2 separate regions of the Mus musculus genome follow, and region 1 is linked to region 2. A link is a loop called in an ENCODE intact Hi-C map of the cell type or tissue named here. Cell type or tissue: heart. All regions are shown on one strand. Links, peaks and the distances in the headings refer to the core of each region. The heading gives the core; the rest is flanking DNA.

The links. Peaks named below come from ENCODE experiments on the same cell type or tissue, not always from the same donor. Only the 100,000 strongest peaks of a DNase experiment are listed, where the experiment ranks them.
Region 1: a loop joins it to region 2, with 3 times the contacts of the local background. A loop is called at or near these places in 3 of 42 quality-filtered maps.

What each region holds. Positions count from the first base shown.
Region 1 is chr1:156,530,744-156,543,226 of GRCm38, forward strand. It overlaps the pseudogene Gm17975. Among named protein-coding and RNA genes, the nearest start is that of Abl2, 22 kb to the right of the region's middle. In heart, for the core only: CTCF peaks have their summits at 7,819 (motif pointing right) and 9,615; no DNase peak of the experiment used is centred there.
Region 2 is chr1:156,670,901-156,683,383 of GRCm38, forward strand. It overlaps Tor3a (torsin family 3, member A), which reads right to left and starts at 3,439. Exons shown (of 6, transcript NM_023141.2): 1 at 3,186-3,439; 2 at 2,630-2,746. The coding sequence starts at 3,405. It overlaps Fam20b (family with sequence similarity 20, member B), which reads right to left. Exons shown (of 8, transcript NM_145413.4): 8 at 7,671-10,742. The coding sequence ends at 10,511. In heart, for the core only: a CTCF peak has its summit at 5,479; DNase peaks (open chromatin) are centred at 2,941, 3,491 and 5,481; H3K4me3 peaks cover 1,814 bases; H3K27ac peaks cover 1,498 bases.

The DNA of each region.
Region 1 (12,483 bases), core at 3,033-11,032, 140 kb before region 2:
TTTCTCGTTTCCTTGAGAACATTGCTTGCGCGTGGGTTTCCTGTGAGATCTCACAGGAAGGCCTGATGTCTGCGCAAAGATGGACATATCCCGCCAAATTTGTCTGTCCCTTATGTGGTTGAATCGCAGCTCGGCACATTGCGTTAGCATTCTCATAAGCCAATTGCATAACAAAAGGACTTCTCGTGTCCGAACTTCCAAGGATTTTACTAGCTGAAATCAATAGCCTGTCTACAAAGTCCTGATATGGTTCATCAGAACTTTGCTGAATGCTAGCTAAACTTCTACCAATATCTCCTTTGACTGGCAACCGTCCCCAAGCATGGCATGTGGCTGTCGAAATTTGCGTGTATACTGCAACGGGAAAATCAATCTGATTTGTCTGTCCCTCATATGGACCCTCTCCTAAAAGCATGTTGCTATCCCAGTCTGAATTACCAGCCTGAGCGTTAGAAGCAGCGGTTTTCTTACTGGTGTCTCGCCATTTAGAAACTCAAAGCAAAAAAATCTCCTCCTGACAGGGTAGCCTTAGAAAGAGTCTTCTAATCTAAGGGGGTTAAGTGTGACTCTACAACTGTGTCTAGTAATGTTTGAGTGAATGAGGCTGAAGGGCCATATTGCACAACAGCCGCCTTTAACTCTTTTATTAACTTGAAATCTAAAGTCTGGTAACGTCTGGCCCTAGTATCTTGCTGATCAACTACCTTGACCACAGGAAAGGCTAGCGTATCAGACCTATTCTGTCTTTTTCCACGAGCCTGACTCACAGCTCTTTTTCAGTGGCACCTGGTGAACTACAGAAGAGTTAATCTTCTCTGCTTCTGACATCTTTTTTAGTTCTTGAAGCTCATTAGTCAGCCTCTGAAGCTTAATTTCAAACTCTAACTTGTTTAGTCGTGTGTCCCTATGAGTAGCACCTCCCGAAGTGGGGACTATAGGTGGAGTGGGAAATTTACAAGAGAACCAATTTTCATTAAAATAATGGGCAGCTCTTCTATCTGAGTGATTTTTGTTAAAAATCAGTTTATCATCCGAGTTTCCACATTTATCAATTTTTGAGTTAAGAAGACCTTTTTTTGAGGAGGCCCTCTCTGATAGGCACTCCTCCTGAGATACCACAAACTCCGCCTGGGGACAATTTAGCCCTGGAGAAGTGGCATCTTTTATAGCATCATTTATAGCGCCCAGAGGCCTAAGGTAAAATTATCTGCCTGAAGGATTTTTAAGGCCTCACCAACTTTCTCCCAGGTTCCGCAATCTACTGTTTCTTTTTCCTTGAACCATGGGCAACAGCTATCTATCTTACCTAAAAAATTTCTTACTAATTGTACTTTTAAGCCTTACTCCTCTGGCCTGAAACAACTCTTGAAAACTAAGGGCAACCGCCTGATCCATAACTTTAAACCCTTCCTTCTTCCGCCTAAAGCAGCTTCCTAAAAAGCTGTGGACGACCGCCTGATTTCCCTTTCTAGTTCCGATTAACACGCTGCTGACCTAAGCAGAACCAGCGTTGGGTTAGCACCGATTTAAGCTTAGCTCGTATCTTACCGCACCCTTAGCAACACCTTACAAGAATGAAATTATTAAGCTAGCGCTAGCATGTGTATCTGTTTGTTGTTCTGGTGCCTGATACAAAGATCCTTTGCCTTTCCCGTGGAGCTCCACACCAACAGCGTTTTCTCAGCGCCCTTCTGCCATTCTTCAGGTCCCTATTCCGGCGCCAAACTGTTGTGGCCGGCCCACAGTTCGCAACGAAGGTTCAACTGAGATGGCAACTCGGGCTGAAAGAGAAGAACTAGACGGGTGGAAGAAAGAACGAAGCCAAGTCAAAAGTCACTCTGATCAAAGCTCAATTTTTACTGTTGCGACACTCAGTTATGAAGGAAGGGGGAGGGGACCCGATTCCCGCCAAATAATCTCGGAGTCCAGTAGCAGGGTGAGCACGTGATGGCTTTGGAACAGCAAAGCCGCAGGTTCTAGCAGTGGGCATGGCAGAACGAATGAGCAGGAAGCTCCACCCCTGAGCAAGCAGGTTTCAGGCTGGGAGAAAAAAGACTACACATGCCTGCATCCTAGCACTGTGGAGACAGCCAGGAGGCCTTCTGGGACTTGCTGGCCAACCAAATCAGTCATCTTTAGATTCCCAGAAAAAGATCCTGATTCAGAAAGTAAAGTGGAGCAGCCCCGGGGAGACGGTTGGGTGGGTCAAGTACTTGCTGTTCAAAGTTCAGGTTCCCAAAACCCATGGGAAATTCCAGGAAACATGGCAGCCCTCCTGTAATTCCAGCGCTCAGAAGACAGGGGATCCCTGGAGCAAGCTGGTTGGCTAGACTAGTCCAGATTGGCAAGCCCTGGGTTTGATTGATTGTCCCTGTCTCAATGAGTCAAGTGGAGAGTGACTAAGAAGGACTTCCCATCTCAAGCTCATCTCTCTACACACACAGGTAACACATGTGCACACATGCATGCATATACATTACATACACACACATACCATACACACACACACAAACACACACAGGTGGAGAGTAATAGAGGAAGACACTGGAAATTGACCTCTGGCTTCAGAACATAAGCTCACACACACCAAAAAGAAAGAGAGAAAGAAAGAAAGAAAGAAAGAAAGAAAGAAAGAAAGAAAGAAAGAAAGAAAGAAAGGAAAAGAAAAAAATAATAGGGGCTGGGAATGGCTAAGTGGTAGAGTATCAGCGTGTACTAGACCCTGATTTCAGTTCCAAGCACCATAGTCAATCAACCAATGAGACATTATGGTGATAGGTCTCATACCCTTCTGTGAAAATATCTGGCTATAGCCCAGTGTCCAACCCAGTTAGGTTTCTATTGCTATGATGAACACCATAACCAAAACTAATTTGGGGATGAAAGAGTTTATTTCACTTTACAACTCACAGGTCACACTCCGTCATGGAGGGAAGTCAGGACATGAACTCAAGGGAAGAACATGGAAACAGGAACTGAAGCCAAAACCACGAAAAAGTGCTGCTTTGTGGACTTACTTCCATGGCTTGCTCATCGAACTTTCTTTTTTTTTTTTAGATTTATTTATTTATTATATGTAAGTACACTGTAGCTGTCTTCAGACACACCAGAAGAGGGCATCAGATCTCTGTTACAGGTGGTTGTGAGCCACCATGTGGTTGCTGGGATTTGAACTTTGGACCTTTGGAAGAGCAGTCGGGTGCTCTTACCCCCTGAGCCATCTCACCAGCCCCTCATCGAACTTTCTAATACCATCCAGGATCACCTAGCCAATCGGCACTGCCCACAGTAGGCTGGGCCCTCCCACACCCATCATTAAGAAAATGCCCCTGAAGATGCACCTACGGGCAATCTGATATAGGTATATTCTTAGCTGAGGTTCCTCTTTCCAGAGAACTCTAGCTTGCATCAAGTTGACAAAAAACCAAGCAGAACAGTAGAAACCTAGATCTGCATAATTATAGTGTGAGCCTGGAGGAGAGGCAAGGCTCAGCAAGAGAACTGCTGTGTCAGAATTCTACTTATACCCTATGATTCTATTTACACTTATTGATCTTATAAATGTGAGTGTTTTGTCTGCATGTATGCATGTGCCCAAAGTGTGTGCCTGGTACCACACGTAGGTCAGAAGAGAGTGCTGAATCCCCTGGAACTAGAATTACAAATGGTTATGAACCACCAGGTCAGTGCTGGAGACAAACCCGGATCCTCTGCAAGAGCATCAGATACTCTAAACCACTCGGCCATCTCTCAAGCCCCTTGCAATGACATTTATTTTAAAAATGTCACACCTCTGTTTACACATAATAATTATAAGTAGAAGCTGGGCAGTGGAAGCACACGCCTTTAATCTTTAGAGGCAGAGACATGGGGATCTCTGTGAGTGTGAGACCAGCCTGGGCTACAGAGTGAGATCCAGGACAGCCAGAGCTACAAAGAAAAACCCTGTCTCGAAAGAAAGAAAGAAAGAAAGAAAGAAAGAAAGAAAGAAAGAAAGAAAGAAAGAAAGAAGGAAGGAAGGAAGGAAGGAAGGAAGGAAGGAAGGAGAGAGAGAGAGAGAGAGGGAGGGGGGAAGGAGAGAGGGAGGGAGGGAAGAGGGAGGGAGAGAGAGAGAAAGAGAGAGAGAGAAAGGGCTGGAGAGATAGCTCAGTGGTTAAGAGCACTGATTGCTCTTCCAGAGGTCCTGAGTTCAATTCCCAGCAACCACATGGTGGCTCACAACCACCTGTAATTGTATCCGATGCCCTTTTCTGGTGTTTCTAAAGACAGCAACAGTGTACTCATAAATAAATTAAATAAATCTTTAAAAATAAATAAAATAAAAAACAAAACAAAAACAAAAAAAACAAACAAAAGAAAAAAACCCAAGTCATACTCCAAGTCTTGCTCCTGCATCTTTGACCTGGGGTGGAAGAAGCCAAAAATGGATAAATTCCCACTCTGTGACCACGAGGTATCAGATGAAGATGAGTGCCTCTCCTCTAAAACCCTGGAGGCCATGTGTGTGACAAGCAGCAGGTACAGTTGTGGCAAGATGGCTGTCTTATTCGGATGAGGCTCCACCCTTTCCCATCATCGACATCACAATGCTGTCCTGTGCAGAGGATGAGAGACTCCCGGCAGAAACTGGGCATCTGTGAGAAGCTCCAGAGCACAGTGGCCAGGTTCCTATTGTCCAAGCATCAAGTTCATGAACACCAAGCTGCAGAACTAGGAACGTGAGATCGAGGGCTGTGTAGGGCCAAGTTCAAGGTCCCTGGCTGTCAGAAGACCCACATCTCAAACAAGCAGGGCTTCTTGTTTTGAAAACATGAGAAGCGCTCATTTCTGACGGCTGTGGGATTAACTATGTCTCTGCGTGTGGTCCTCTGGACAAGTAGTAGGCCTTGAACTTGTGAGGGCTTCCTCCGTGCTCAGAAATCATGCCCTACCAGTAATGTTCACTGACAACTCTCACATCCAGCCTCCAAACAAAACACCCAATACAATATGATCGACATCTATAGTATGTATACCATCCAGGACCATATATACGTGTTTTGGGGTTTTTTTGGGGGGGGGGCGGGTTGAGACAGGGTTTCTCTGTATAGCCCTGGCTGTCCTGGAACTCACTCTGTAGACCAGGCTGGCCTCAAACTCAGAAATCTGCCTGCCTCTGCCTCTCAAGTGCTGGAATTAAAGGCGTATGCCACCACTGCCCGGCTTATACGTGTATTAATATACGAAATTGTCGAGTATTTTAAAAGTAATTTTTTAAATCTAAAAAGAAAAGAATAGTAACAAGGAAGAAGTGGGGGGGTGCAGAAGAGAAGAGTGAGGAGAAAGCATGACTATTTAAACCTCTACACAGAGCAGGCAAGTCAACTCAGCGGTTGAAGGTGCCTGCAGCCATGCTCATGGCCAGAATTCAATCTGCAGGACCCAGGACTGGAAGAAGAGAACTAATTTCTGGAAATTGTTCTCTGACCTCCACAAGTGCCGTACATAGCACGTCTACACAAATACTCACAAAAATAAATAAAATAAAACAGCAACATCAGAGCTGGGGTAGGACTTAGCGGTAGAACCCTTGCCTTGCTTGTAAAGGCCCTCAGTTTTATTCCAGGTACCACAAAAATAAGTAAAAATAAAAACAAAACAAAAAACCCAAAAGCTACATTAAGAGCTTGCTGGCGCTTGCAAGATCACACAGAAGAGTGTGACAAACACTTGCACTATAGCAGTTCTCATAAAAACAGATTTCCTTGACCAGTGGCAGCGCAGGCCTTTAATCCCAGTACTCAGGAGGCAGAGGCAGACGCTTTCTGAGTTCGAGGCCAGACTGGTCTACAGAGTGAGTTCTAGGACAGCCAGGGCTACACAGAGAAATCCTGTCTTGAAAAACCAAAACCAAACCAAAATAAAACAAAACAAAAAAATCTCCAAACCAAACCAAACAAACAAAAATCCCATGGTGCTGCTATTTATTGACTGAGTATTTTGGCTGCCTTGAGTTTCCTGTCTGAGAACTGGGATAATAATAGCACATGGGTTTATTATTAGGTTTTAAAAAGACGTGTATAAATGCTTAGTATCTGAAGCACAGTGACCAGCACCCAGTAAGTAACTATTATTATTTTAAAGGGTACAGATGTGAGGGGAAATGCTATCGCCCAAACCTATTCCTCAAATCCCATTCATCAGAGCTTCTCTTTAGCAACCTCCATCCTGTCTGGATGTCTTTTCACCCCTTGCACCACTAGTGAACACCCTGTCTTAGTTAGGGTTTTATTGATGTGAAGAGACACCATGACCATGGCAACCCTTACAAAGAAAACCGCTTAACTGGGGCTGGCTTATAGATTAGTCCATTATTGTCAAGGCAGGAAGCATGGCCACATACAAACAGACATGGAGCTGGAGGAGGAGCTGAGAGTTCTACATCTGGCTCTGCAGGCAGTAAGAAAGAAGACTGAGACACTCGGCTTTGCTTGAGCTTCTGAAACCTCAAAGCCTACCTACTTCCTCCAGCCACCCCACAGCTACTCCAACATGGCCACACCTCTTAATAGTGCCAGTCCTATGAACCTCTAGGCCACCTTCATTCAAACTTCCACACAGCCCATATAAATTCCTTTTTTAAAAAGTATTTATCCCTGTGGCATACATGTATACACAGTACTCTGGTCATTTTCATCCCTCCATTACCCCTATTCCTCTCCCCTTTCTTGTGGCTTTCTATCTAGTCCTATCCCATGCTACTCTCTCTTATCTAAGTACAATCCAAGTCTCTACTCTCTACTTATCTAAGTACAATAAAGGAAAAATGATGTCAAATAATAAAAGATATTTATTTTTTTAGATAAGCCTTGAACTCATAGAGATCCCCCTGCTTCTGCCTGCCATTCACTGGGCTCAAAGGTGTGCACCACACACCCAGCAATGCAAAGATTCTTTTAAGAGGGCCCATAAGGCTGTGCGTGACAGCACAGTGCCTGTGGTCACAGAACTTGGGAAGCAGACTATGCTGGTTCCTTTTTGTCAGCTCGACACAAACCTAGCTATATCTGAGAAGACGGAATCGTGAATGAGAAAAACGCTCCATAAAATGGACCTAAGGCAAGCCCTGGGAGCCATTCATGGATTAATGATTGTTGTGGGTGGACTGAGGGCACCTCGGGCCACCAGTGCCAACCCTGGACAGATGGTTCTGCCTTGTATGAGAATGCAGGCTGAACAAACCTGGAGCAAGAAGTAAGCAATGTCCCCCTGCCCCCCTAGCTTCTGCTATGTCAGTTCCTACTTCCATGTTCCTGCTTTGAGTCCCCTCCCTGAGTTCCCTGTGTGCTCTGGTAGTTGTGAGAGGAGATAAACCTTTTTCTCCCCAAGCAGCTTTTGGTCACAGTATTGTATCACGGCGATAGGCACCCCATCTAAGACACAGAGAAAGGGGGACAGTGAATCTGAGAACAACCCGAGCCACAAAGCAAGACTTTGTCTCAAAAATAGAAAACAAACAAGCAAACCCAAAAACAAAATGAGGGCTTGGCAAGATAGCTCAGTGGGTAGAGGTGCTTGCTACCAGTCCTGGCAACGTGAGTTTGATCCCTGAAACATGATGGAGAGAGAGAGAAATGGCTTCTGCAAGCTATCTTCTCATCTTTGCTCAGACATTGTGGTACATGCCCGTGCACGCATACCTCTCCAAATAGAAACTAAATGTAAACTGTTCTTAAAAGCACTGACTCCCCAGTTTTCAGCCTTGTTTGTATATGTTAAATACCTAGAGGGTCATTTAAGATGTATTTACTTATTTAATGTCTGAGTGCTCTATCTGCATATACACCTACATGCCAGAAGAGGGCATCAGATCACATATTATACAGATGGTTATGAGCCACCATGCGGTTACTGGGATTTGAACTCAAGACCTCTGGAAGAGCAGCCAGTGCTCTTAACTGCTGAGCTATCTCTCCAGTCCCAGACATTTTCTCCTCCTCCTCCTCCTCCTCCTCCTCCTCCTCCTCCTCCTCCTCCTCCTCCTCCTCCTCCTCCTCCTCCTCCTCCTCCTCCTCCTCCTCCTCTTCCTCCTCCTTCTTTTTAATAGATTAAGTGGAGGGCCATTTAAACTCAGCAAGATTATGTTCAGTTAAGACATTATAGATTCTTTAACCTATGTTGATGATAGAAGGTCTTTTTGAGGTTGGCTTTTGAGTTTGGGGCTTTAGTCTCTTCCAAAATAAGCTTTTTGTTCTTTGAGACAGGGTCTTAGTATGCAGTCCTGGGTGGCCTGGACTTTACTATATAGACCAGGCTGGTCTCAGACTTACAGAGATCTGCCTTTCTCTTCTCCCCAACATTGGGATTAAAGGCCTATGACACCCTGCCAGGCTAGGTAGAACTAAGCAATTTTTCCCTTGGCTAGTTTGGAGTTCGCTTTTGAGGCTCCATCGAATGCCCAATGGAACCATACAAATGATTACCCCCGCTGTAACCCCAAAGGTCTTTCAGATGTCCTGTGAACATTCATCTGCGTATTCAGCATGGGCTTACAGTCAAAAATGTTAGTAAAGGACCTTTACAACTTGAAAGATCATGACAGAGACACTTTAAGTCTGAGTCTTGTTTGTTTTGTTTTTTTGAGACAGGGTTTCCTTGTGTTGCCCTAGCTGTCCTGGAACTCTGTATATCAGGCTGGCCTCAAACTCAGAGATCTGCCCATCTCTGTTTCCTGAGAGCTAGAATTAAAGGTGTGTGCTACCACCACCTGGCTAGGCCTGAGTTTTATACTATTCTTTCCTATTGGGAATGCCCTGCAGATGAGAAAGCTACTCTGAGAGGTTAGACTATATAGCAATGATATTGAATATCCCATGTGATCATATGGGTTCCAGAATGTATTTCTGTTCTTGTTTTGTGTGTGTGTGTGTGTGTGTGTGTGTGTGTGTGTGTGTGTGTGTGGCATGCATGCACACATGCCCAAGAGTCTCTTCCAAACCTCTCACCTATTAATACCTAAGGAACATGTGTTGTGTGAATGCATGTGGATGACTTCATTATTCTTTTACACTTTGTTTTGATCCAAAGCACCACCTGTGAGTCACAAGTATTCCCATGTTCTTTTAAAATCTCCAGTCTGGGGATGGAGAGAGGGCTGAGTAGTTAAGACTGCTAACTGTTCTTGCAGAGGGCCAGAGTTCAGTCCCCAAGGCCAACTTGCTTGCATACATTAACAGTCAGTAACTCTAATGCCATGGGATCTAAAGCTGTCTTCTGTCCTCTGCTGGTTTCTGCACTGTAAATGGTTCCCATATACTCATACAGGCTCAGACAGGTACACATAAATAATAAATAAATAAATCTTCAGAAAAAGAAAGAAGAGGCAGCCTCAAGTCTGAGACGAAATACAGTAGCTTCAAAGGGTATGGTAGGCAGTCTACTTAAAATGTGATAAATTCAGGCAGATAATTAATTTCAATGAAGGAAATCTTGCATTTCAATTTTTAGGAGGAAACAAATGTAGAAGAGGCAGATTGGCCTTGGAGAAATAAGAGGAAGGGGGAAATGCATCTTTTGGAGCCAGATGACTCTGGGGAGGGCTTGGTAGCCACTCCCTGTCATTTCTCTGTCTAAGGGAGACATCTAGAGGCTGCTGGATGGTTCTGTTCTGTCTGTCAGGAAAGGCTTTTCCAGATGGCTTCCTCACAGATCCCGTCACAAATCAGAGAGCACTGATCGCAGTGGACAAAGCCCAACTGCTTTGATATTAATCTATGGCTACTTATGATTACAGAGAAGAGAAGAGTAAAGTATAATAGGTGGGAGAACAGTCGTGAAGGACATTAGGGACAACTGAGGAAATCCGAGTATCGACTGAATTCTGGTCGACGTGACTGTGTTGATGTTTATTCTTTCATTTCCCTCCTGCACCTTCTCCTCTTCTTTTCTTTTCCTTTTCTTCTTCTTGTGGCAGGGTCTAGCAATTTGCAGCTCACACAACCTTTTTTGCCTCAGGCTCCCAAGTAACTGGAACAATGGGTGCTCAATAACACATCTGGTCCAAAATTGTTTTTCTTAGGTGTGGTTAGTACATTGTTGATCTTGGAGCTGCAGGCCTCGGTGGTCGTCCAGGATAAGGAAGAGGCTATCATACTATTTTTCTTTGCAAAGTAGCAAGGAAACTTTATATAAAAGCAAAGCTACGTGGAGTGTGGTACACTCCTTTAATCCCATTACTTAGGAGAAAGAGGCAAGTAGATCACCATGAGTTCCAGACCAGCCAGGACTACATAGTGAGACCCTGTTCTTTTTTCTTTCTTTTTTTTAAGAGAGAGAGAGAGAGAGAGAGAGAACTAGAAAATATCATCCTGAGTGAGGTAACCCAATCACAAAAGAACACACGTGGTATGCTTTCACTGATAAGTGGATATTAGCACAAAAGCTCGGAATACCCAAGATACAATTCACAGACCACATGGAGTTCAAAAAGAAAGAAGATCAAAGGACTCCAGTCCTTCCTGGAAAGGGGAATAAAATACTAACAGGAGCAAATATGGAGACAAAGTGTAGAGCAGAGACACAAAGTGTAGAGCAGAGACTGAAGGAAAGGCCATACAGTGACTGTCCCACCTGAGGATTCATCCCATATACAGTTACCAAAACCTGACACTATTGTGGATTGCCAAGAAGTGCATGTTGAAAAGAGCCTGATATGGCTGTCTCCTGAGAGGCCCTGCCAAAGCCTTACAAATACAGAGGAGGATGCTCGCAGCCAACCACTGGACTGAGCCCCAGGGTCCCTAATAGAGGAGTTAGAGAAAGGACTAAAGGAGCTAAAGGGGTTTGCAACCTCATAGATAGAACAACAATATCAATCAATTAACACCCCCCTCCCAGCTCCCAGGGACTAAGCCACCAACCAAGAAGTACACATGACTGGCTCCAGCTGCATATGTAGCAGAGGATGACCTTGTCATGCATCAGTGGGAGGAGAGGCCCTTGGTTCTATGAAGGTTGGATAGATGCCCCAGTGTAGGGGAATCGAGGACAGGGAGGTGGGAGTGGGTGGGTGGGTGGGGAGCACCCTCATAGAAGCAGGGGGAGGGGGAGATGGGATAGGGGGTTTCCAGGAGGGGGGAGACTGGGAAAGGGGATAACATTTGAAATATAAATAAAGAAAATATCCAATAAAAAAAAAGGAAGAGGGGCCGGGTGTGGTGGTACACGCCTTTAATCCCAGCACTTAGGAGGCAGAGGCAGGCAGATTTCTGAGTTTGAGGCCAGCCTGGTCTACAAAGTGAGTTCCAGGACAGCCAGGGCTATACAGAGAAACCCTGTCTCAAAAACAAAAACAAAAACAAAAACAAAACAAAACAAAAACAAAACAAAACAAAACAAAGGAAGAAAGAAAGAAATCCTTGAGTAAGAAAGCACTCAAGGATTTTACTTCTTAAAACAAAATAAAAAACACCTGAATACAAGTGTGTTGAGCAGGGTAGCTTGCTTGAGGGACTGGGAGCCGGTAGGAACTCCACAGGAAGACTGAGAGTCAACTAACCTGGGCTCTTGGGACTCCCAGAGATGGAACCACCAACCAAAGAGCATACATGGGCTGGACCTAGGCCTCTCCCTCTGCCCACACACACCTATGTAGCAGATGTGCAACTTGGTCTTATCCAGGTCCCCCAATAACTGGGGAGGGGGTTGTCCCTGACTCTGATGCTTGAGTACAGATCCTGTTCCCCTAACTGGCCCTCCTTGTTTGGCCTCAGTGAGAGAGGGTGTGCCTAGTGCTACAGTGACTTGATATGCCAGGGTGGATGGATACCCGGGGGGACCTCCCCCTTTTCAGAGAAGGGGATGGGAAAGAGGGGAGAGGCTGTGTGAGTTGGAATAGGGAGTAGGAGGGGCTGCAATCTGGATGTAAAGTGAATAGATAAATAAATTAATGGGGAAAAAATGATCAAAATCTGAACCTGGTGGCACAGGCCTGTCAATCCTGTACTGAGCAGCTGAGGAAAGAGGCTCATAGGTTCAAGGCCCGCCTGGGCTACAGAGTCACTTCAAGGCCAGACTGAACATCTTCAGGGAGACCCTAGTTCAAATCAAACGTGAAAGATAAGCCTGTGGTAGTTCATGTCTTTAATCCCAGCACTTGGGAGGCAGAGGAAGGCAAATCTATGTGAGTTCCAGGTCAGCCTGGTCTACAAAGTGAGTTCTAGACCAGCCAAAACTACACAGAGAGACCCCTCTCTTGGAAAAAGAAAAAGGGGAGGGGGGTGCTGAGGAATAGCTCAATGGTGGAACGCTGGCTTAGCATGTGATCTCCAGCCCACTTAAAACAAGAAACATGACCGGAAAAGGTCACCTAAAACGGGTGTGGTAGCACACTCCATTGTCCCTGGCACTCAGAGGAGGGTAGATCTCCTTGAGTTCTATGCCAGCCAGGGCTATATAATGAGACCTTGTCTCATAAAAGCAAAGCAAAACAACAAAAGAAACAAG
Region 2 (12,483 bases), core at 2,383-10,382:
AGGGATTGTTATATTAATTTAATAATGACAGGAAAGGCATATGAATAGCAAGAAGCAATCTTGGAATGAAGTCTCTTGTTTCTAAGAGCTCATCCATCAAAGACCATGCAAAAGACAGTGGAGCATCTCAGGAAAACCATCCACCAGCCTTAACCGCTCACTGCTGCTGCTGGGTCCAGGTTATATGCCACAGACCTTTTCTGGTTAAACCTGGAGACAGACGGACGATTCTTTATTGAGACTGGGTCTTTCTATGTAGCCTAGGCTGAGCTCCTAGACAATATCTTTTAAGTTTCCCAAGTGCTAGACTACAGAACACCATACTTGACTAGAAAGGAACACTGTGTGTGTTGTGTGTGTGTTCATGTGGGTGTTCATGTGTACATGCAAAAGGGGTCAACATTAAGTGTCTTCCTTAATCATGCCTTTTTTGTGTGTGTGTGTGTGTGTGATATGGTGTGTCCCTGGACCTGTTGTTCATCAGTTTGGCTGTGGCTAACAGGCTTCAGGGAGCCACCAGTCTCTGCCAACAGTGCAGTGAGTGACAGGTGTGCAGAGCTATGCCCAACTTTTTTTTTTGGTTTTTTCGAGACAGGGTTTCTCTGTATAGTCTTGGCTGTCCTGGAACTCACTTTGTAGTCCAGGCTGGCCTCGAACTCAGAAATCCGCCTGTCTCTGCCTCCCAAGTGTTGGGATTAAAGGCGTGCGCCACCACCGCCCGGCTATGCCCAACTTTTATGTGGGTACTGGGATTGGAACTCAGACTCTTGCTTCCCCTAGATCACTTAGGCACCCTGCCAAGTGATCTAACTCCCAAACCCTAGAACATACCATTTTAAAAATTCTTTTTATATAATTATGTATATAGATATATGTATGTAGTTCTGGGTGTCTGTAGCTGAGGGCTGCTGCCTGCAGAAGCCAGAAAAGGGAGTCCGATCCCCTGGAAGTGGAGTTGTAGCCAGCGGTGAGGTGGCTAATGGGGATTGTGGGAATTGAACTTAAGCCCTCTGTAAGGGTAATGCTGGCTCCTAACTACTGAGCCATCTCTCCAGCCCTAAGGGACATTTTAACCACAATTATTGATGAGCTTTCTGGCTTCATAATCTCACCTCCCCTCAGAGAGGTTGCTTACCATTCCTATTCCGATTCTAACACTCTTGAAAAGAGGCAGGCTGTGTGAGATTCTGACTCAGTCGCTGCAGAATTTTTAGCACAGGGCCTGGTACATAGTGGAGCCAACAGAGATGAACAGTTCTTCCTCAGAAGATGCCCTTCCTGGCTGGAGAGATGGCTCAGCGGTTAAGAGCACTGACTGATCTTCTGAAGGTCCTGAGTTCAAATCCCAGCAACCACATGGTGGCTCACAACCATCTATAATGAGATCTGACACCCTTTTCTGGTGTATTTGAAGACAGCTACAGTGTACTTACATATAATAAATAAATATTTAAAAAGGAAAAAAGATGTCCTTCAGGTATGAGTATAGGGACATCTTCAGAACAGAGGATGACCAGGGCATAACCTGCACCTTACAGTGTCTCCTGCCAGCTGTCTTAGTTGGGTATGAGATGTTCATGGTTCCCATAGATACCAATAAACTCTGTACCTTTAAACTAAAGCTAGCCAGGCAGTGGTGGCACACACCTTTGATCCCAGCAATTGGGAGGCAGAAGCAGGGGGATTTCAGAGTTGAAGGCCAGCCTGGTCTACAGAGTGAGTTCCAGGACAGCCAGGGCTACACAGAGAAATCCTGTCTTTAAATAAATAAATAAATAAATAAATAAATAAATAAACTAAAGATAAAAAAAAATTGGGAGCACCACGACTGGGGTTGGGAGTAAGGTAAGGGCCTCTTGCTCTTGATTAAGTGTTAGCATTCTGTCTAAACGCCAACCTACACTTGCCTGGCAACAGCCTCGTATGCTCCTCCCCACAAAGGCCTGACCCTTTGTAAAAGGGGCTGCTTACCCCTCCTCCCTTACTTACTCTTGCTTCCCGCTTGCTTCTCTCTTGGGCTCTTCGCTTCCCCCTTCCCTTCCCCCTCTCTCCACGTGCTCAAGGCCGGCCTCTCCGTCTCTGTCTCTCTCTCCTTCCTCTGCCTCTACTACCCTCTTAACTCCCCTTTCTTCCCCTGCTGGCCCTTCAGCGGGAAGGGATGCCTTGGCATGGGCCCACTGAGGCACCCCCTTTCCATACCTCCCCACAACCCCATAGAACATATCTTAAACTTCTTAATCTTTTTATAAACAAATCACTAAGTATCTCCATACTCTAAAAAACAAACAAACAAAACAAACAACAAAAACCCAGGAGGGCTGAGGGATGAAGTACTTGCCTGGCTCTCCTGAGGACTAGTATTTTGAAAACAGCCACATAGCAAGTATTTGGGCACTTTTCCTAGTTGGTATAATGTAACATCCGCTAAGGGCACTATCAGTGCTGCTGTTTTGTCGTCCCTATTGTTGGAGAGTGTCCTTTCTGGAAATCGTGGAGTTCAAAGTCTTGTCAGAGAGGTCCTCAAATAATTGCAGACCCGTGAGGGGTAGGTTTCTCACCAGTCGCTTCTCCATACTCACCAACCCCCTCCCCCAGATACCTGAACCCTGAAAATCACGTCAGCTCCAACCTGTCAAGTTGTTGGAGATCCTGCAATCGCCGCCGCCGCTGCAGCAGTCCTGAAAGCGACAGAGCCATGCAGTGAGCACATCCAGCGACCGCCGGCCCCACAGAGGAAGGCTCCAGCCTGGAAAGGAAATGCTATGAGATGGCAAGATAGGGACAAGAGAGACAGTCCTGAGGTTTCTCAGTGTGACAGCGCCCAAACCAGAGTTCAGGTCCCAACTCACAGCCAGGTTCCCTCGTACGCCCCAGCGCTTCCTCTCTAAGCCTTAGAAGTGAAAGTATCTGGGGTTGGGACAATCACCAAGTATGTCTACAAACGGCTTTCCTTAAACCATCATCAATAAAGCGAGCAAGAATGGGGAGGCTTGAGTGTCTAGAGAAATCAGGGCAGGTGAGGGGCGGCAGAGCAGCCAGACCTTTAGTTGTCCCTAGGGGCTGCACCTAGAGTCGTGCGGAGGTGGGGTGCAGTGACCAGGCCCCTGATGCAGGCCTGCAGTACGCAGTGCTTAAGAGTGAGACTGGCAGGTGAGCGAGGGGTCGGCGGCGGGGACCGCTCTTACCCAGAGGCGGCACGGGGGTCTCCTGGTCTTCACAGTGATCGGGCCACAAGGTGCAGCTGAAAAGCTCCCAGTACCGTTTGGAGAGGGCACCGGCCTTCCTCAGCTGCTCCTTCAGGCCTTTGACGCTCGGCCAAGGGGTGGGCTCGTCGGCCTCCTGGCCCTGCGCTCCCGGGGGGCGCAGCGGCAGGAGCAGCAGCAACCAGAGAGCGCCAAGAAACATGACCGGAGCGAGCGCTTCCGCCTCCAAGAGTCCCGGGACCCAGGACTCATCGACACCCACCAGCCGGCGCGGCCCAGGATTGGCGTCGCCGTGGTGACCGCTCCGCCCTCGCAGAGGCTGACTGAGCAACCCATCCTAATGGAACCAAGTTTCGATTCAGACCAGAGACCCATCCGAAATGAAACTCAAACTGGTGTCCCGGACTGCAGGAATCCTGAGCCCCTGTCTGCCCCTCGGGATGCAGGCTATTCTGGGGCATGCCTGTGGCCTCAAGTGGCCACGAAATGGCCACTGCCAGCCATTCAGCTGCGCCTCCCACATAAGAACCCCTTTTGGTGCCCTGCCCTCGTAGGTCAGCTTTCTGCCAACAGGAGGGTGATGAAACCGTCTGAGCAGGGAGCGTTTTTTTGTTGTCAGGGGAGTCAGCTGGGTGCAGAAGCAGTCCGAAGAGTGTGAGCAGTGGAGAGCTGGGTGGCCTGGTCCTCTAAAGAGGAAAATGAAACAGTAGAGAGCAGTGAGCAGCAGCAGGCTTTCATGGATGCCAGTCTAGCAGAAGCAAGAAGTAGGGTAGGATGGTATTTGAGTTCGGGAAAACCCCGGGTTAAGAGGAAATTGTATCATGTGAGAATTACAGATGTTAGGCTAAGTACTTGCCCACGCATAGCTAGGTTTTAAAACCTGATCAGATGCACCAGGAGGCAGAGGCAGAGGCAGGCACAGCTCTCTGAGTTCAAAGCTAGCCTTGTCTACATACTGAGTGCCAAGCCAGCTACAGTTACATAGTGAGACCCTGTCAATATTTAGAAAACACCAAAAACTCAGGCTTGGTTCCCAGCTTGGCATCAGGAGGAAGGTGGTGGAAATTAGAAGTGAGCCCTAGTGGAGGTCTTTGGGTTACTGGGGTGGGGGCATGTTCTTGAAAGAGAATTGTGGGTGAGCAGTTTTGTTCTACCAATTGCTCCCGCCACGATGCACTCTGCCCACCTTTCCCAGAGGTCTGTAAGTAGTGAACTTGACCTTCAAGGTTATGAACCAAATAAACTGTTTCTTTGATAACTCTCGGGTGCTTGCCAAGGTGGCAGGAAACTGACCCACTTCTTTACACTTAGTTGTAAATAAATAAATAAAATAAATAAATAAAATTTGTAAATAAGTAAAATAAATATCTGAGCATGCATGACAGTCTAACATACTATGGGTTTTTGTTATTGTTTGGATTTTTTGTTTGCCTGTTTTGTTTTCGAGACAAGGTTTCTCTGTGTAGCCCTGGCTGTCCTAGAACTCACTTGGTAGACCAGTTCACTTTGAACTGATTGCTATGTTGGGTGAGAGACAGCAGAAATCAGTCTTCTATGTGGATATCCAGTTTATCAGCACCATTTGTTAAAGAGGCTGTTCTTTTCTAGATGTATGCATTTTATATCTTTGTAAAATAATTAAATGGCTATGCTTGTATAGTTTAAACAAAGCAATAAAAAAATCTTGAGGTGGGGGCTGGTGAGGTGGCTCAGCGGTTAAGATCACTGACTGCTCTTCCGAAGGTCCTGAGTTCAAATCCCAGCAACCACATGGTGGCTTACAACCATCCGTAATGAGATCTGATGCCATCTTCTGGTGTGTCTGAAGACAGCTACAGTATACATACATTAAATAAATAAATAAATCTTTTTGTTGTTGTTTATTTGTTTGGGTTTCTTGTTTTTGTTTTTTTTGGTTTTTTTGTTTTTTTGTTTTTTCGAGACAGGGTTTCTCTGTATAGCCCTGGCTGTCCTGGAACTCACTTTGTAGACCAGGCTGGCCTCGAACTCAGAAATCCACCTGCCTCTACCTCCCAAGTGCTGGGATTAAAGGTGTGCGCCACCACGCCCAGCAATAAATAAATCTTTAAAAAAAAAATCTTGAGGTAAAGGTTTCACCAAGAAGTCGGCCCCACAATGAAACAACAACCGGATTGTACACCGGGGTTTGGATCAGTCTCTAAGTATTTCTGTAAATTCGTCACATCCCATTCTTGTGGGACTAGTGGATGTAAACATCAGGAAGAGCGCGTGGGCCATGGGGACACCTAGAGGCCACTGTGGGAATTACAGGAAGCCGTGAGGGCTCGCCAACTAGTCAAGCAGTCTAAAGATCCAAGGCATTGCCTAAGAACTTGTCCGTAAACGCAGAACTTGAAGTGTAGATCTCTAAGTTCGAGGCCAGCTCTGGTCTACAGAGCGAGTTCCTCCAAGAAAGCAAGGACTACACAGAGAAACCCTGTCTCAAAACCCAAAACAACAAACATGTTTAAAGTCTCACGCCATTTCAAGTTTGCTCTGCTCTGTGCTTGTGGTTGAAAGTATGAAGACGAAGTGGGCAGGATCCTGAGCTAGCAAACAGAACTTGACAGCTTCGGCCATGCTACTCTGGCTTTAGGACCCAGGGGAGTCCTGCATGGACACCTGGACAAGCTGGTACAGAAAAGCTTGGACTGGGTTGGAGATCCCAAGATGTTGGAGATGCCAAAGCCCCTGGGATGCCTGCCAAGGGGAGCTACTGAGAGTGTGAACCACGCGATTGTTAGAGTCTAACAACAGAATTTGAAGTCTTCCCTGCTGGATTTCTTTTTTTTTTTTCTTTTTGTGTGTGTTTTTTTTTTTTTAAATATTTATTTATTTATTATATGTAAGCACACTGTAGCTGTCTTCAGACACTCCAGAAGAGGGCATCAGATTTTTGTTACGGATGGTTGTGAGCCACCATGTGGTTGTGGGATTTGAACTTAGGACCTTTGGAAGAGCAGTCGGCACTCTTAACCACTGAGCCATCTCACCAGCCCCCTGCTGGATTTCATTCTTGCTTTGGTCCAGTGTTCCTTCATAGGCTCCCCTCTGTTCCCTTTTGTAACAGAAATGTATATTCTGTGCCATTATATGTTGGAAGTGTGTGATCTGCTTCTTCATTTTGATTTTACAGTGCGTTACAGTTAAGAGACTGCCTTGAGTCTTTGGACTTTTGAACAGCACGGAGACTGTGAAAGACTCTGGAGAGTTTGGATGTTGAAAGAAATGGGATTTTGCATTAGGATGTGGGTCAGAGCCTCTGGGGTGAGGTAATGGAATGTGGCAGCCTGAATGGGAATGGCCTTCATAGACTCAGATATTTAAAGAGCTTAGTCACCAGGGAGTGGAACTACCTGAGAACAATTAGAAGGACTGGGAGATGCGGCCTTGCTGCAAGAAGCCTATCACTGGGCTGAGCCCAGTCTGGCTGCTCTACCACCCCAGCCCACCCCAGCCCACCCCACCCCTACCTGCAGTTTAGGAATCAGTCTGTAAAGGTCTCAGCCACTGCTCCACCACAATACCTATCTCCTTCCCACCATGAGGAGTGTGTGCTAACCTGTAAGGAAGGCCCCAGTTAAGTGCTTTCTTTTATAAGGGTTGCCTTGGTCATGTCTCTTTACAACAAGAGAACAGTAGCCAAACTCTCAAGAAAAAAAGAGAGAAAAACAAAGTATGAAGACATGACTTCAGCTCTAGCCTCTCTATCTGCTGCCTCTACTCCACCATCATGGATCCAATCTGAACTGTAAACCCAAACAAACTTTCTCTGCAATAAATTGCCTTGGTTATGATGTTTTATCACAATAATAGAAAACTGATACAATCTGTATGTGGTGAACTGGAACGCATGCCAGAATTTGGTCTCCATGTGCCTTGTTCAAATACAATGACAAGGCTGGCACACTTATGCAGCACATGGAGAGGAAATCTAAACGATACTTGTCTGGCTGAGGGGTTAGATACTAGATTTCCATTTCAAAAATGTAAATTCTGGGTATTCTAAGAATTCTAATCAGGGAAACTGGTCCTTTCTTCTTGTCTGTAGTGTAGTGCGCTGCCAAGTCCTAGTTAGGACTCATAATTCCTCATCTCCAAGAAGCTACAAGGAAGAAGGAAACTACTGAACATCCAGGAAACACTAGCAGCTAGTCCTGTGACTAGTCCCGTGACGACTAGTCCTATGACTAGTCCTAGGACGACTTGTAGGTAACAGGTACAATCTATGTGGGCCGTTCAAAAGCTCGTAAGGAAGTCTAAGGCTCTCAACCACAGGAAGCAGTCCCTATGGAAGGTTAAGCAGAAATAAAGGATGTAACATTCTCTCCCTAAAAAACAGCAGTAGGAATAGAAATGGCATAGAAAGCATGGGGTTGGGGGTGGGGGGAGATTAACCAGAAGACATTATACAATAATATATATTAAAATCTTTTATTTTTTTTTCAGAATTGAAACCCATAGAACACATTAGAAATCTTACCAAGTACAACCTCTATCTGCACATAAGCTCCAAGAGGAAATCCAAGGCAGATCAAACAAGGGTGGTGATGCCCACACCACCCTTTAGACAAATAAATTAGCTTCCCAGGAAGTTGCTCCCAGCTTCCCCCAGGAGTTTATGAGGACCACCTTAGGTCCTAAGAACCAGTGACAGCAGTGTCAGCCCGTTCACCACCCAGACTAGAGAAAGAAGGGGAGAAGAGCCTCCCCCACGGAGTGTGTCACCTGCTAGCAGGCTGCTCGGCTATGCGCGATGCACATTCTAACCTTACTAGCCAAGTCCTTTCTCGGTGCAGCCACTCAGTACTTCCTTGTGTCAAAGCAAGAACATTTTCCCACGTTAACCCAAACCTCCACCTCCTATCCTGAAACCCTGACCACAGGACTCACGGGAGTGTGCCGACAGCAGGTGCTATGATCACAAGATAATCAGAGATCCAGGAAGGAAAGGGAAGGGAGGCTGAAGGAACAGGAAGCAGGGGATAAGAAGACAAAGTGTGATAGCTTTAAAGAAAATGTGAGTTTCTTTGGATGGCAATGCTGTCTTCAGCACTGGGGAAACCGAGAAACTGTCAGGGTCCACTTTGCTGAATAACCTATAATGAACACACACCTGAATTTCTGTTTTCTTCTAAAAATTTAGTCTGACACTTTAACCCTGAGTGCAAACAGGGAGACATACCTTAAAAAATACCAAACCTCTTCAGCAAATCAGAGCCTGTTGTTTTAAAGGTGAGTTACTTATAGCTCTCCCCGAAGTACAATGAAGCCTTAGATGACTAAACAGTTTGAGAATAAAAATTCTATATTCAAATCTCTCCCATCTCAACTTCAGAACACATATACTTAAGAAGTGAAAGCAAAGGAGGAAAGAGCAATGGATTCGGAGTTCCTGGTTTTGTATTAAATGCCTCCATCTCTGTGGATGTTCAATCAGTAAAGCTAATTTGGAGCCCACCAGAATCCCCCAGTGCCTTGGATGTAATAGTCCTAATCTAGTAAATGACCCAAAAAGAGGCCGGCGTTACAATACTTACTGCCCGAGTGTGAAACACAGTGTGAGGCGGCTTTTCTCTAACTGCTCGGAGCAGCTTTCCTGCCTGTTCTTTTCCGCAGAAAACATGACGAGTACGGCTGCTTGCCTGGGAACAATCCCTACTCACTTCACCAGTGTGCAATGGAATGCTGAGCCACAGCTTAGTCAGCACGGAAGTCCACCACTCTGCTGGCTCCCAGCATAAAGTGCTAATAACCATGCTAATCTCAGAATTCAACTGAATTTTCTTGATGTACACAGCAAGTAGCCTGGAAACTGGACTTAATACCTCCTTTTGTTTTTGCTTTATTTTTTGGGTTTGGTCCTAGAACTTACTCTGTAGACCAGGCTGGCCTTGAACTCACAGAGATCTGACTGCCTCTACCTCCCAAATGCCAGGATTAAAGGTGTGCGTGTCACCACTGCCTGGCTCAATATCTCCTTTTGTTAACACTATTTTAGTGTTTTGTGCTAATATTTGTTTTCTGAAGTTCAATATCCCGAGTTTAAAAAAAGAAATATGCAGTATATTCCTTAATCTACCGCAAAGTGTACATTAAATGTACAAGTTTCCTAATTTCAAGCCATTTAAAAGTGGTTACAGGCTACTAGATTTGAATGTGAGAGACTAGGGGGTATAAACTCAATCTCCCCAGTCTCGAGGCTCAGAGGCTTAAAAGCTTTCACTGTTACCTGCAGGGTGCAGTCACCGGCACAGACAAGGTCACCACTGTCCTAGGAAGAGCGCCATTACAGGCCAGTTACTCACAGGGTATGACTTCACGAGAGAAGAGAGAGCTGGGCATGTTGGTTCATACCTATAATCCTAGCATGTGGAAGGCTAAGGCCAGTTCAAAGCCTGGGCTATACAGTAAGCTCCAGATCAGCCTGGGCTAGAGTCTATGGTCTACCTCAAAATGAACAATGCCAAAGAGAGAAAAAGAAAAAGCGTGGGGGGCAGGTGGCAGAGAGCACAGTTTCAGTGTTTTTGGGCAAAGGTGGACATGGGGTAAGTTAGTGTCCATAGAGGATCATGCCTGGGTTGTAATACTCTTTCCTCTAGAGATGATTGTGGTTAATATGAACACAACCGGGGGATGACTAATTTGCTCTGGACATATCTGAGAACCTAAACAGAGGGGAAGCTGTCTTTCACTAAGTCAATTATCTTCCTGGTTCTAAAGAGTGAGTCCCTCCCTCTTCTCTTCCCTGAGATGTCAAATCCATGCCACCCAATAGCTTAGAGTCCCAAGACCTTTCCGCCTTTCCCCTCCTCCAATCTCCCTTAAACACGGCCCCCGGTGCGGACCGCTATCCTGTCTAACGCCGCTCTGGAGGAACAGTATGGTTTCAATCTGACTAGTTCTGGTTTTTGTTTTTGTGTTTTTTTAAGACACAAGGAACTGCAAAGTATTTTCAGAGAATCCATGGGTGTAGAGAAAAGACAGCAAGGGTCACCCGAGACGCACACTCTGGAAACACTTCCTTAGCCAATGTCACACCTGCTCGCCCTTTGGTGTGGGAATAAAGACTGAGCAGAGCTGCTGCTGGCCGCCTGAGAGGTGAGGCAGCCTAACTGTGGTCCGTAGCTTGCACTGCAGAAAACACCGAGCACTCCCAGGGCCGCCACCGTCTTCTGCCACCAGCACCCACTGTGGCCACCTGCAGACCATCGCATGCCATTTGGAATTGATTGTGCTGTTTCTCTATCTTTGTAAAATCAGTTCCACTTGTTTTGCGTTGAGAATTACAAGTGGGAGAGTGGCATCCTGTCTTCCACCAGCACAGTATCCGTCCCAAACTGGTCAGTACACTGCTTGATGGTGGCCAAGACATTCAGAAGCCGCTGGTCCACAGTGTCCAAGTGTGGATCGGAGAGCACAGGGGAGATGGGGTCATGGGCCATGGCAGATTTTAAGGCAGACTTTAGTACTCCATTCTTTAGATAATTCAGTCTATTCCAGGTTGAAACCCGAATGCTGGAAGAAAAAGTTTAAAAAAGAAATTACATAACATCTTAATATTCAATTCATGCTATGAAAGGTTTTTGTTTGTCTGTTTCTTTGAATCGCCTCTATTTCAGACTTGCTTGTATATTAGAAGCAAGCTGTACTGCCATGGTATAAACTGGGGGAGGAGGGTGTAATTATATACATGAAAATGTATACATATTCCTAACAGTAAGAGAAAAACCAAGCCGATCTAAATGTCTAACAACTGAGAGATACTTCAAATTATGCCTAAGCTCTCAGGAAATACCACGAAGCCATTAAAAAGGTTTGAAATTGAGTGGCACAGGGAAAAGCCCATGATATTATGTTAGACTTGAGGAAGTTAGAAAGACTCTTTTATTCCTTGCCCTGGGGAAACTACAGTGTGTAACTAGAGTGCTGAGACTACAGGATTAGAGTGAGGTGCACTGTGCTAACAGTTACCCTTAGGTATTAGGGGGACTCTAACTTCATTACTCAAATGTTTCTGAACTTTAAAAATTCTACCATTAATAAAAGAAGAACAGTTACTTAAAGAATATCTATTTTTTGTTGTTGTTGGGTGTGGTGGCACATGCCTTTAATCCCAGCATTTGGGAGGCAGAGGCAGGCGGACCTTTGACTACTGAGCAAGTTCCAGGTCAGACTGGACTACATAGAGAAACCTTGTCCCAAAACTCTTCCACCCCCACCCCACCCCCACACACTCCAAACCAAAAGGAAGGAAGGAAGGAAGGAAGGAAGGAAGGAAGGAAGGAAGGAAGGAAGGAAGGAAGGAAGGAAGGAAGGACAACAAACACTTACCAACCAACCAAAACACAGAGACTACTTTCTTGGGATGGGATGGGGTGGGGATGGGGATGGCTCGGCAAAGAAGAACATCTGTTGGTCTTGGAGAGGACCTGAGTTCAGTTCTCAGAACTCACTCTGAATGCCTTCTTCTGGCTTCTGTAAGCACTGCACTCAGGAGCAGAGTCCCACAGACAGACAGGCAGGCAGGCAGGCAGGCAGGCAGGCAGGCAGGCAAGGAGGCAGGCACGCACCCACACACATACACACACTTAAATTTTTTTTTTTTTAATGTTTTTCTTCCCCCTTCCCTTCTTCCTTTTGCTCTGGCCCGCTCCCCCTATCCCATCTCTGGCCTCCTGAGTGTTCCAGCCCATAGGTTTTTTTATTTTTTTTTAATTTTTTTTTATTTTTTTTTTAAAGATTTATTTATTATTATATGTAAGTACACTGTAGCTGTCTTCAGACACTCCAGAAGAGGGAGTCAGATCTTACAGATGGTTTTGAGCCACCATGTGGTTGCTGGGATTTGAACTCAGGACCTTCAGAAGAGCAGTTGGGTGCTCTTACCCACTGAGCCATCTCACCAGCCCAGGTTTTTTTATATTTGTTTCTCATTACAGATGGTTGTGAGTCACCATGTGGTTGCTGGGATTTGAACTCATGACCCCAGAAGAGCAGTCAGTGCTCTTAACATCTGAGCCATCTCACCAGCCCTCACTTTACAATTTTTAAAGAGATTATCTATTTTCCTTAGTTACTTCACTAACCACTTGCTATGGACTAGGTATTTATCACTGGTAAAAGGGATGTAGGAATTCAGCTGCCACTGTAACAGTATTAAGAGCTGAGGCTCTAAGGACATAACCGATTAATGAGGATTCAGTGGAGCTGATGCTCTTCGGTCTCCTGCCATGTGGTACACAGTAAGCAAGCTCTT